Linked DNA regions of Homo sapiens: region 1 is linked to region 2. The links are chromatin contacts, found by Hi-C or POLR2A ChIA-PET in ENCODE. All regions are on one chromosome and are shown on one strand. The core of a region is the stretch at or near the end of the contact, and the rest is flanking DNA. Distances in the headings are between cores, read along the strand shown. Region 1 overlaps ZNF423 (zinc finger protein 423). Region 2 overlaps ZNF423 (zinc finger protein 423).

Evidence for each region. A loop is a pair of places that touch in the nucleus more often than their neighbours do. ChIA-PET counts read pairs that join two places held with the same protein, here RNA polymerase II (POLR2A). Pooled maps may share reads with other maps.
Region 1: a map of ascending aorta shows a loop between it and region 2 (2.2-fold over the local background). The contact joins two enhancer-like sites. A Hi-C loop is called at or near these places in 10 of 168 maps with a recorded cell type or tissue (aorta, ascending aorta, body of pancreas and 5 more) and 7 of 50 pooled maps. POLR2A ChIA-PET finds 5 or more read pairs at or near these places in 5 of 52 experiments (H1, PC-9, WTC11 and 2 more).

What each region holds. Positions count from the first base shown.
Region 1 is chr16:49,829,777-49,835,195 of GRCh38, reverse strand. The region is part of intron 1 of ZNF423 (zinc finger protein 423); the gene reads left to right. Among named protein-coding and RNA genes, the nearest start is that of ZNF423, 24 kb to the left of the region's middle. RefSeq lists an enhancer at 1-63. Within about 2 kb of position 1,996, at least 23 of the 41 ENCODE cell types and tissues checked have a DNase peak (open chromatin) inside an H3K27ac peak, as active enhancers do; they include ascending aorta and heart right ventricle, where a contact is called at or near this core.
Region 2 is chr16:49,787,174-49,793,220 of GRCh38, reverse strand. ZNF423 (zinc finger protein 423) reads left to right here. Exons shown (of 8, transcript NM_001379286.1): 2 at 3,675-3,734. Among named protein-coding and RNA genes, the nearest start is that of ZNF423, 66 kb to the left of the region's middle. Within about 2 kb of position 4,445, at least 8 of the 41 ENCODE cell types and tissues checked have a DNase peak (open chromatin) inside an H3K27ac peak, as active enhancers do; they include ascending aorta and heart right ventricle, where a contact is called at or near this core.

The DNA of each region.
Region 1 (5,419 bases), core at 747-3,246, 44 kb before region 2:
TGGGGGCCCATGGGGTGTGGGGGCTCTGGAAGAGGCTGAGGGCCTCAGAGAAGAGGGAGCCCCCCAAGGCCAGGGGGTGGGAGAAAGTGAAGGACTGACTTTCTGGGGCAAGAGCCAAGGCTCAGCCACCCTGGTGTTAATCCGGAGGTGATTCTGAGACTCCCCCCAAGGCCTCAGCAGCCCCTCTGCCGCTCAGCCCTGGCCCCCCAAGGCGCACTGCACACATGGTTTTGCTTTTCCAGGCATCTTCCCCTGGTCCCCTCCCCCTGGGTGCCTTCTCAAGCTCCTTGGCCCCTCCCCCAGCCCTCCTGGGCCCCCTCCTTCCTCCTTGACCCACTTTAGTCCCCTGTTGCTGGGGGAGGGGAGCGCACAGCCGGCGGCTCTGATCCTGGCGCTCTCCCCCAGCATCCCCTGGGGCGGGCTCTGGATGGAGCCTGCAGGCTGAGCCGGCCCGGCCCCAGGGACTGGCACACAGCGTGCTCCGAGTGGCAGCCACCCTGCCCCCTCCGTGGACAGACAGTTCTGGACAGCTGCCCCTGCCCGGGCCCCTGGGAAGCCCTGCCAGGACCAGGCTCCGGTTTCCCCCAACCCCAGGGAGCAGTGGCTCCAGAGGTCCCTCCTACCACCGCCTCCTTGGCGAGCGTGCTTCCCAGAGGGGACGCAGGGCAGGGCCCAGCCCTGGCCTCCACCCATTCTTCCCCTAAATCTCTGCTGGAGAGGCTGGAGCCGGGGTCAAATCCTTTGTCTGCTGTTTATCTGTGTGACTTGGGGAACTCCACCAACCCTCTCTGGGCCTCATCTGTGCATTGAGGGACTTGGAGCAGATAGCTAACCTCCATCAAACACGCCTGTGTTCCCAGGACTGCTGACTACGTTTAGGGTCTCTTTGTATTGTCACAGCACTGTGTTCATGCTGTCTCAATCTGTATTTTCATGATGAGGCAACTGAGGCACCGAGAGAGGAAGTCACTTGTTTGAGGTTATATAGGCTGTATGTAGTGGAACTGCAGGGCCTTAAGCCCAGGCAAGCCTGATGAGATGATTTTTCTTCGCCCTAACATCCTCCAATTGATCCTGACCCTGGGGCTGTTAACTCTTCAGGGACAACCGCCCAGCCCACTGAGGACTTGGGATCTTCACTCTGTCCTGCTCGGGTGTTGGCTGGGTCCCCAAGCCTGCCGCCTGCCCTGTGACAGGCTGTGCGAAGCCAAGGCCACTGCCCGCCCCAGCTGGGAACTCGCTCCATCCTGAGTTCCAGTTCTGTGGTCCAGTGGCCTGACCGAGTACAGGAGCCAAGTGCAAGAGCCAGGATCCAGGAGCGGCCTGGAGTTTCCACCTGCCCTCCCTGCCCTCCCTGCCCACCCAGCCCTGCTGCCCCCCTGCACATGCTCCCCTCCTCCCTTCCCACGAAATCCCTGAAAAACAAGTATAACATATACAGTGGGAAGGTCCTGAGGGGGCTGTTGAAATTTGGGAACCAGTGCTTCCCTAATCTCTGCATTTTCTGTCTTTTCCTTCTTAAGCCTTGACATCTGTCCGTCTTCTGGGAACCTTTTCATTTCACCATCATTGTCTTGCCGAATAAAGGAGGGGGTGGGAGGTGGGAGGGGGCTCTGGGAGCGAAGTCAGGACATCTTTTCTTATTTGCCTAATTTCCTCACTCGAATGTGTCTTGTGATTAAACATTTTCTTAGCGAGCTTGGTTAGGGCCAGGCTGAGTTTCTTTTCATAAACATTGGCAAGTGAATTTAACAGCCCTGTTTGTATTAGCTGGAGGTTTCATTTGCATAGTGATTGTTCTTAGGAAACAAAATAATCGCTTGCAGTTTATGAAACTGTATAAATACCGGGGTCTGGAGCTGGGCGCATGCGTAGGCCTTTGCTCTCGCACGTAAATCCATCCTGTTTGGGGAGGAAATTCAGGCTCCAGGAAGAGCCAAGTGCTGAGGGTTTTCTCTGCGGAGTGGTGTTCCCCTGGCTGGAGTCCTGGGCTCTGGGTGTTGCCTGCTGGGCGGAGCTTGTGAAAGCGGATAAACCTCCCCAAGCTTGTGCGTGGACCCCAGTTCCAATCAGGGTCCCATGAGGGGCCAGGCCTGGTAAGGCTGGGCGAGGAGGAGGGTTGCTCACCTGAGCGCCCACTCCTTTATGTTGCCCTTCCAACCTTTTAGATGAAGGCTGCGAACTGGAGGCTGGAGGCTGAGTGTTGCTCACAGATGTGTTTTGATTGGCTTGCGCTGTGTTTGAAAGAAAGAAATCAACATTGAGAGATTGGAGATGTCACAGAAAAAAATCGGAGTTCTTGCTTCTGTCTCCTAAGCAATGGGTAGATCTGGGACTTCAAGGTCCCCGTTTCAGGCTTGGCTACCATCCTGGGGCTGGGGGTGGTGACTGCTTCTGTAGGTGGGCATGTCTCTTCTGTCCATCACAGTCCAGACCTTGGCTGAAGTCACTCATTGATGTCCCTGCCTGGCCCCTGGGGAATTTAGGGTCCTGCTTGCAGTGGGTCCTCTCAGTTCACCATGTGCCCTGTAGGCTTGAAGTCAGCGATTCACCTGGCCCCTCGGGTGCTCTGTTCTGACCTGTCATAACTGCTCCTGCATCTTTTGGCTGTACCCTTCCCCCTCTTGCCCCACTCAGGACCTGCCTATTTGAGGAGCGCCTATTTGAGGAGCTCTTCCTGGGCCTTCTGGCTTTGCCCCAGTGGCTGTGAGTTCAAGCTCTCCTGATGTCCATATTGGCTGGGGGTGGAGATATGGACAGGGAGTCGCTTTGCGAGGTCACACCCTCATTCCCAGGAGCTTGTCTTTGCTCAGAACATTCCTGGCCTTTTCCTCAGCAGATCTCTCTGGGGCCTGCTACCCCAGAAGACAGGCATTTCATGAGCTCAGAATCTGTTTTTCAGACTCAGGCAGCATCGCCGCCCAGCTCGGTCAGCTGGCTTGGCCCGATTTTGGAATCTACTGGAGTTAAGTGGGCCCAGAATAATACCTGTCCATTAAGGGAATGGTTTGACAAAGCTTCAGGGCTGGAGTTGGATTTCTAGCTAAGGAATGATGCCTGCCCCACACCCCAGATGACCCAGCCTTGGTGGCCAGGGCCCTCGGATATTTGGTGCCTTTATGGAGCCTCCACTTTAGAGGAGGAAAAGTCAGAAGCAACAAAGAAAGCAGGTGAAACTGATGAATACTGGCATCTTCCTTTTTTTTTTTTTTTTGAGATAGTCTTGTTCTGTCACCCAGGCTGGAGTGCTTACTGCAACCTCTGCCTCCTTGGTTCAAGTGATTCTCCTGCCTCCGCCTCCCCAGTAGCTGGGACTAGAGGCACGCCCCACCATGCCTGGCTAATTTTTTTTGTACTTTTTTTTTTTAGTAGAGATGGGGTTTCGCCATGTTGGCCAGGCTGGTCTGGAACTCCTGACTTCAGATGATCTGCCCACCCTGGCCTACCAAAGTGCTGGGATTACAGGCGTGAGCCACCGTGCTCAGACTTTATCAATAATTTCTTCACTGTGCAGCGCTCTTCCCTGTAGTCTGGGTGTCCCAAGTGTCCCCTGGGAGAACAGCTCCTGTTGATCCCTTTGTGCTTCCAGGCCTTCATCATGGACTGCCTTGGGAAGTCACTGGGAGTTTCATGCCCTGTATGGTGGTCTCATGCTGTTCTCACAGCAGCTCCAGCTAATAGTTATATTAGTTCCGCTTTATAGGTGAGGAAACTGAGGCTCTGCGGCCCAAGGTCATACAGCTGCCCGAGGTCACAAACCTGGTAAATAATTGGAGATACTGGGATTTGATCTGCCCTCTTAACCCTGACCCTATATGATTTGTTTCTCCAATTATAAAATAGGGAAAATGAACCCATTTCCTAGGGTTCTTGAAGACAAAGATAAAATAAGTAAAGAGAGATTTACAAAGATAAAATGAATAAAGAAAGATTTCACTGTAGAACATGGACTCAGGCGCTTTGAGGTTTCTTTAACTCTTTATTTCTGGGTGGTGTCATTAAGCATAACGCTTTGTTCTCTTCTCCCCCTGCCTCAGTCTTCATGAGCTGTACTTTGACCATGTCACTGCTCTGGCTCTGGCCAGGTGTTCCCCCTCACACCCTGAGGTTGTGAAATTCCCCTGGGGAGAGGGTTGCATCTCTGATAGTTGGAGCTCCTCTTGGCAGGGAGCGGTGCAGAGAAACCTGCAGGGTCTTCTGGAAAGAGGAAGAGCAAGCAGTCAGGTCAGAAATTCAATTTTGGTGGAACTGGCTGGCTGACACAGGATTGTATCACCTGGGATGCTTCGAGCTGCAAGATGTGCAATCCAAGTTCGGAAAAGCTCAAGCATGAGGGGCTGTGAGATCTCCTAGGATGAGAAGTGTGGAGGAGTGTGGCTGCAGAGAACTTAGCTGAGCAGCTCAGTACTGTCAGCAGAGATCGAGCTGCCTTCTGTCTTTATGCTCTGTCCTGCTCAACTCATTGGCTGGTGCCCTCGGATTTGTCTCCTCATGATGAAGAAATGGCTGCTGTGGTGCCAGACATCACCCCCCGACACATCAGTGTCCAAAGACCAGGAGAGAGAAGCTCCCTGACACAGGCCTGTCTTTAGGGGAAAGATACCTCTCCTAAATGTCCCCATGTTCCCTCCCTTGTATCTCACTGTGTTGACAACGGCATCCCTTGAACATCCTGCACCAATCTCAGGCCAACATACGGAGCTCCCTTTGGAGTTAGTGAATCTGGGGATGTTCAAGCAAAATTTGAATTAGGCCAGCAAGAAAGAAGGAGGGGGAAAGGCTGCTGGGGAGCACCCAGCACTGTCTGGGGGAGCTTGTGTGAGCGGCTGTCTCTTCCCATGCAAGGTTCCGGAGCATCTCCCTCATGTCATGGGAGCTCTCCCTCACATCTCATCAGTCCCCCGGCCTCAACTCATGTCCTAGGACTGTGCCGTTCTTTCCTCTGCATGGCTTTCCCCGTGACTGAGACTCTTCCTCTGTACTAGCCTGCCTGGCTCCTTCTCCTTCTTCTGGACTCAGGTTCAATGTCACCTCTTCTGCGCGGCCTTCCCTGACCCTTCTCCCAAAGTGGGCCCACTGCTGTTACTGTCTCTCTCTTGCTCTTTTTAATGTCATGTGAGTTGTTCTCAGTAGGAATTTATTGATGTATTCACTTGTTTACAGTTCCTTCCTCAGTGGCCGCTCGACTGTCCCCGGACAGGGGCCAGGTTTGACTTGCCCACTCTTGTGTCCCTAGGCTTCAGGAGAAAGGGTTAGTGGGATGGAGAAGGGATTCACAGTGCCTGGCATGTAGTTGGCATTTAGGAGATATTGACTGAATGAAGGAGCCGCTTGTCCCCCATCTTACCTGAATTCCTGTCTCTTTTTTCCTGTTTCTGTCCTCCTCTCCACTGGAGCCCCCACATTTCTTCTTGTTCTT
Region 2 (6,047 bases), core at 3,196-5,695:
CTGCTTAGTGATGCCATTGCTGGAGATCCAGTCTGGACAGAAGAGTGCAGCTGTGGGGAGAAAAAAACCTCACACTCATTGCTGGGTAGCACAGGGCCTTATGGGGGTGGTGGGGGGTTGGGTGTTGACTCTTTCTCATCAAGAATGTATAAAAACCAGGCGTGGTGGCTCATGCCTGTAACCCCAGTGCTTTGGGAGGCTGAGGTGGAGATCACTTGAGCCCAGGAGTTTGAGACCAGCCTGAGCAACATAGCAAGACCTTGTCTCTATAAAAAGTATAAAAATAAAAAAATTAGCCAGATGAAGTGGCACACGCTTATAGTCTTAGCTATGCAGGAGGCTTCGGTGGGAGGATCACTTGAGCCCAGGAAGTCAAGACTGAGAAGTGAGCTATGATCGCACCACTGCACTCCAGCCTGTACAACAGAGCATGAGCCTGTCTCATAAAACAATCCTCTAGCCCATATTCTGTTTTTGTTTTTCTGTTTTTTGAATCCTCTAGCCCATATTCACCTTTGAAGGTGTGCTTCTACCTTCAAAAAACAGAATATGGGCTAGAGGAGGGCATGTGAGTGGGGTGGTGCCTGCAGTTGTAGGAAAACGCATTAACACCCAAGTCGTAAGTAAGGTGACCCACAGATCCCTCACCACACAGGGATGTGGTTCCAGGGACTGCATTGTGTCATGCGGCTGCTTGCAGTGAGGGACCAGGAAGCCTGTAGTGAGATCTGCCACTCTGGACCTCCCCAGCCAGTTAGCACTGGGCCACTTTCCTCCTCTTTCCACCCCTGCAGGCCTGTCTGGACTTCTGGGACCCAGCACAGAGCTTTGATTTCCCCCAGAGCTCCAAAATGTTGGGTGTTTCCCTGTTCTCTTTCCCATTATGGCCGAGGCCAGATCTTCCTAAGAGGATGACTTGACATCTTTGGGGCATCCTCAAGTTCAGTGACTTGGGTGGTCACACTTCTTAACTAAACCACCTTGAGTGGGTGTAAGTGTGCAGACTATTTGTCCTGATACCTGGGTGCACAGAGGTCAGAGGAGAACTGGGGTCATGTATTAATGCCCTGATACCTGCAGATGACTAAATCAATAAAAGAAAAAGAAAAAAAAATCAAAAAGAAACTCTGTATCCTTAGCTATCACCCCTACCTTCCTACCCCTCCCAGCCCCAGGCAACCACCGATCCACTTTCTTTCTTTTTTTTTTTTTTTTTTTGAGATGGAGTCTCGTTCTGTTGTGCCCAGGCTGAGAGCAGTGGTGCAGTATCAGCTCACTGCAGTCTCCAGCTCCCAGGTTCAGGCAATTCTCTTGCCTTAGCCTCCCGAGTAGCTGAGACTACAGGCATGCACCACCATGCCTGGCTAAGTTTTGTATTTTTAGTAGAGATGGGGTTTCACCATGTTGGCCAAGCTGGCCTCGAACTCCTGACCTCAAGTGATCTGCTTGCCTTGGCCTCCCAAAGTGCTGAGATTACAGGCATAAACCACTGTGTTCGGCCCTGGACATGTCTTTTTAATGCACTCAAAAGGGATTCTGCTGAACATATTTTTTGTGCTTTTTCTTTCAAATTTAACATATCTGACCTCTTTATCAGCTCATATACCTTTACGTCATTCTTAAGGTTTAGGGACCCATGGAGACCTTGTGGAAGGTGTCTAACAAAATGGCAGCATGGTAACCTTGCACACTGGCAGCAGTCTCTTAATAGAAGCACCATATATTTACATGTGTGCGTGTAAGTAAAAGATGAAATGTAAGGGAAACTGATTTTTTGGCATAGCATTGAATGCTGTTAACAACAGCTCCTTCCGTGCATGGCCCGCTTCTGATGGCTTTAGGCATTAGCCACCCATGTTTTGGAGGCTGTCTGGTTGGAATCATTTTAGTGAATAATATCAATTTTGTCTGACACGAGGTCTTGATTGCTATTTATAAAGCTGCACATTTGAAAACCCACCCCAGCTGTAACTAGCTAAGTAAAACAATAGCTTGGGTCCCAGCTCAAATTATCTGTGCATTTCATTGTCTTGATCCTGCCTGTCCACTCTCAGGATGCGGGCTTGGAAAAGAGAGCACACTTCATTAGCATTCCTTGGCTAGTTGCTCGTGGATGTTCCCTCTTGCATGTGCTGTTTCTCAGGGTTCAGAGAAACCCATTCTGTGAGGCTTTGGGGAGGAGGAAGACCATGGTTACATAGTCAAGGGGGTAGATTGCACCATGTAGAGCACCACGTAGAGCAGGACTGTTTGAGTTGTGGCATCGACCCCCACTCGGTTGGTTGGGCCACTGTTCTAGCAGATGACAGCCCTGACATTATTATGGGGGCAGTTACCCTGTGCCGGCACAGTGCCCAATGCTGCACAGACGTTATCCCATTTAATCCTCCCAGCAGCCCTATGGCTTAGGTACCGTTATTTTCTCCATTTTTGAAGTGGGAAAACAGAAACCCAGAGGTTAGATCATTTGCTCAGGTCATATACAGCTAGTAAGAGGCAGAGCTGAGATTTGAAGGTGGGCTGTGCCTTGCGCTAGAACTCAGGTTCTGACCACAAGCCAGCCTGCTTGCTCCACTCGCAAGGTGGCTGCCTGCGTGTTGTACATGCCTTCCATGTGGTGGGTTGGGGTCACTGCCCTCCAGCCTGAGTTGCTAGGGTTCTGGATAGCATCCTTTGTACCCCGGTCAACAGTGGTTTTCAAAGCAACCTTGGAGACAGACAACCCTGGGTTTGAGCCCAAACTCTTCGTGGCTCTCACTACCTGTAAGACCTCAGACACCCCTCTGAGAGTCCGTTGAGGAAGACGAAACCCAGTGATGGCTGCAAAGCCCCAGCACAGTGCCTGGCTCAGTGTGCACCCACGTGGTGCCAGCAAGAACATCGACAGTGCAGAGAGAACTGGGTGGTTCATGGTGGCTTCAGCCTGCACATATGCAGAGCTAGAAAGGCCATTAAATCTGAAAAATACTGTGTATGCACATTTTTGGCTTAAACAAAGTTCCATTTACAAAGTCCATAACCCAGCTTTAATATTATTACATGCCCCAGACTGGGATTAATTCCAGGACAAGAGTGTTGTTATGCTGTGTAGTGTTTCTCCCATATTCTCCTAGTGCATGGCCTCTACCAGCCTGGGCTTATGTCCTGGGGTGTGGGATGGTGGGGACACCCTATCTCTGCCCAGCTTGGTTCTGTGGGGTCCTGGGTGGAATGGGGGGGAGGCTGGTTGCCTTCTGATGTTGTCAGCTCATGAGTTGCAGTGCTCAGACGTGCTGTCATTGGGAGAGTTGACCTCAGCGTGTCCTGAGGTCTATCTGTGGGTCAGGTCTCAGCAGGGTCATGAGCACTCACCACTTTGCTGATCTCTGAGAGCAACCTTATTGGTTTCTTGAGGCAGTGCTGAGATTGATTAGTGATGTCTGCCAGGGGCACAGGGCTGGGGAAACCATAACTGATCCAGCACTTAACTTGCTTGCTATTCCTGTTTTATTCCGATCATTTTACATCTCTGTGAAACCAATAAAGGCCTCTTTGTAGGCTTTGCCCCCTCTCCCCTGGTGATGGGTATTATAATAAGGACCCCCACAAATGTTCCTTCTTCCTCGCCCTGTGCCTTACCTGATCTATTTGTACAGCCTTCAAACTCACAGGCCCATCTCTGTTCTCTCTTTCAGTTGAAGAGGGGGAGGCCTCAGACTTCTCGCTGGCCTGGGATTCCTCCGTGACAGCAGCAGGTAAATGCCCGGGGGCTGGTGGAAGAGTTGCAGGGGGTCCTGGGGGCTGGCCCAGGAACTCAGAAAGCCACCCAGCTGGTTATGGAAATGATATTCTTCGTGTCACATTCCTGCCTCCAATCCAGACTACCCCATGCAACACGATTTTTATATCAGTTCCATATGGTCAATAAAATCTATTACATACGGAGACTAATATTCCCTTATTCTCCCGAGGGCCACATTTCCTTCTTGTGGCTACAGTTCAGATGGGCAGTGATTTTCCCACTGCACAAGCCTTGAAGCTCCCTGCTATGGGCGTCACTGCACATTCATTCCAATCTAATTGCATAAAAGCCACTTTAATAGGACTTTTAAACTCCAGTCTACATCAGAATTCCTCTTTCCCTCCCTGGAAGGGGCTGCTCTGCATTCTCAGGGCTGGCAGAGCTGAGCTCATGCCTCCAGGGAGAGGTAATAGAGGGAGCTCAGACTCGTGGGGTGTCGGGGGTGACGTGACAGTCAGGATCCCCGCATAAGCTCTTTCCTGTACCTCTGTTTCTTAGCTGTAAAAAGAGGTGGATGAGTAAAGTTTTTCTGACTGTGAAGTTTTGTAGCTTGGAGCCTTCCCATGAGTACTGAGATTAGAACTGGCTTTGAGAGGTCTTTGGGAGCTCCTGAATGAGGGCCCAGGCTCTCCTGTTTGCTCCTCATGCAGCCAGGGCCTCTCTTGGCAGTGATGCCCCTGGCTCCCTGTCCGGCAGGCGCCGGGATCCCCTTCCTTGTCCTCCTCCCCTGCCTTGGGCCAGGCCTGCCCTGGGATCCTGACCAGCTTTTTCTGGATTTGTGGGGGAGCTGGAGCTGCTTCAGTCTTGCAGAATCCTAAGGCCTGAGGAGGCCTATGAGGGAACATTCAGTCCAAGCTTCTCCTCTTTTAGTTGTGGAAACTGAAGCAGGAAGAGAGATTTGCTCTGGGTCAGTATTTCAGAAACGCGGTTAGGCATCAGGTATATAAACATTTAATGTTTTCATGGTTATGTGTCTAATGTGTGGTATTATAGACATTTGTGACTTACGATGATGCTAAATTCATTTAAGTGAAAAAACTGAGTTGACAAGAAAGTGTTAATAGTACAGAATACGGAGACTCAGCGGGAAGCTTGAAGATGGTTCAATGAAATTTGGGAAAGGAGACTAAGCCCTTGAACCCAAGCCTGTGGCCCCTGGTTCCGTGTCCTTTCCAGCAGGAGCTAATGCTGCCTGCAGAGTCTCCAGGGTCCTGGTTGACCCAGGCTTGGGCACTGTTGTGGCTGCAGGTGCCCTGGCCCTTGGTGACAGGGGCTTCCTCCATAGAGAGGGGCCTTGTCTGAAGCCAACGTGGTAAGTGGTGCTCAAATTCTAGGGAGGAGGGTCCAGGACTAGGACAGGCCTTGGGGTCAGCACTGGGCAGATAGGAGGCTGGGGGAAGGGGCTGTGTAGCCCCCCGTGTGTCTCCTTCTGTGCGGGGAGTGCGTTCCCCATGGTTGGCGGAAACAGCAAGGCCATAAGGCGCCGTGTCTCAGACATGTAGTCCTCCTGAGAGACGAGGGGTGCAGGGGCTCAGGCTTGCTGCCCGCTCTAGAGAGGATCCCACTGTAGGAACCCCTGAACTAGGAAAGCACTCAGCCCAGTGTTGTCTACAGAAGGTCCTCCTTCCCAGCTGCTTTCCCGGTGGGGCTGGAGGTGATGCAGACAGATGGGAACAGCAGTGGCGTGCAAGGAGGGTGCTGGCAGTGATTGCTATAGACAGACAGCCCTGGGCAGGGGGGGTGTCAAGCACCCCAGCTGCATCCCCTAGGCAGTGAGGTGTCTCCCAGCTTGCAGAAGGCAAGGGTGGTGTTGGTGCTAGGGAACTGGGTTCTGTAGTTCTGTAATTCCATAGTTGGGCAGCCAGTCTTAGGGCCTCTCTGGGGTGCCTGGGAGTAGTGGGAGCTGTGGGATTTGCCAGTTTCCAGGCAAGAGCTGAGCATGCCTCGTGCATGTAGGAGGATGCACACTCCTTGTGACTCCATGGCCGTGGCTCGCCACGGTGCCAGTTTCGGATTCTCTGCTCAGCTATGGGGAGAGGGAGGGCAGAGCATCCCTGGCAGTGGATAATCCACAGCCAGACAGCCAGGCCAGGAATTGTTTTGTTTTCTTTGGCTCATTTTTGCTGGTGTTTTTTCTTTTTTTTTCTTTTTTTTAATAGTTTGTGCTGTGCATGTGTAAATTTTCCTTCCCAGTTCTATTGGAATTGGGCTATTAAAGTCAGCTTTTATTCCCTGAGCACTGGGCGTGTGAGACGGCTCCAAGCCT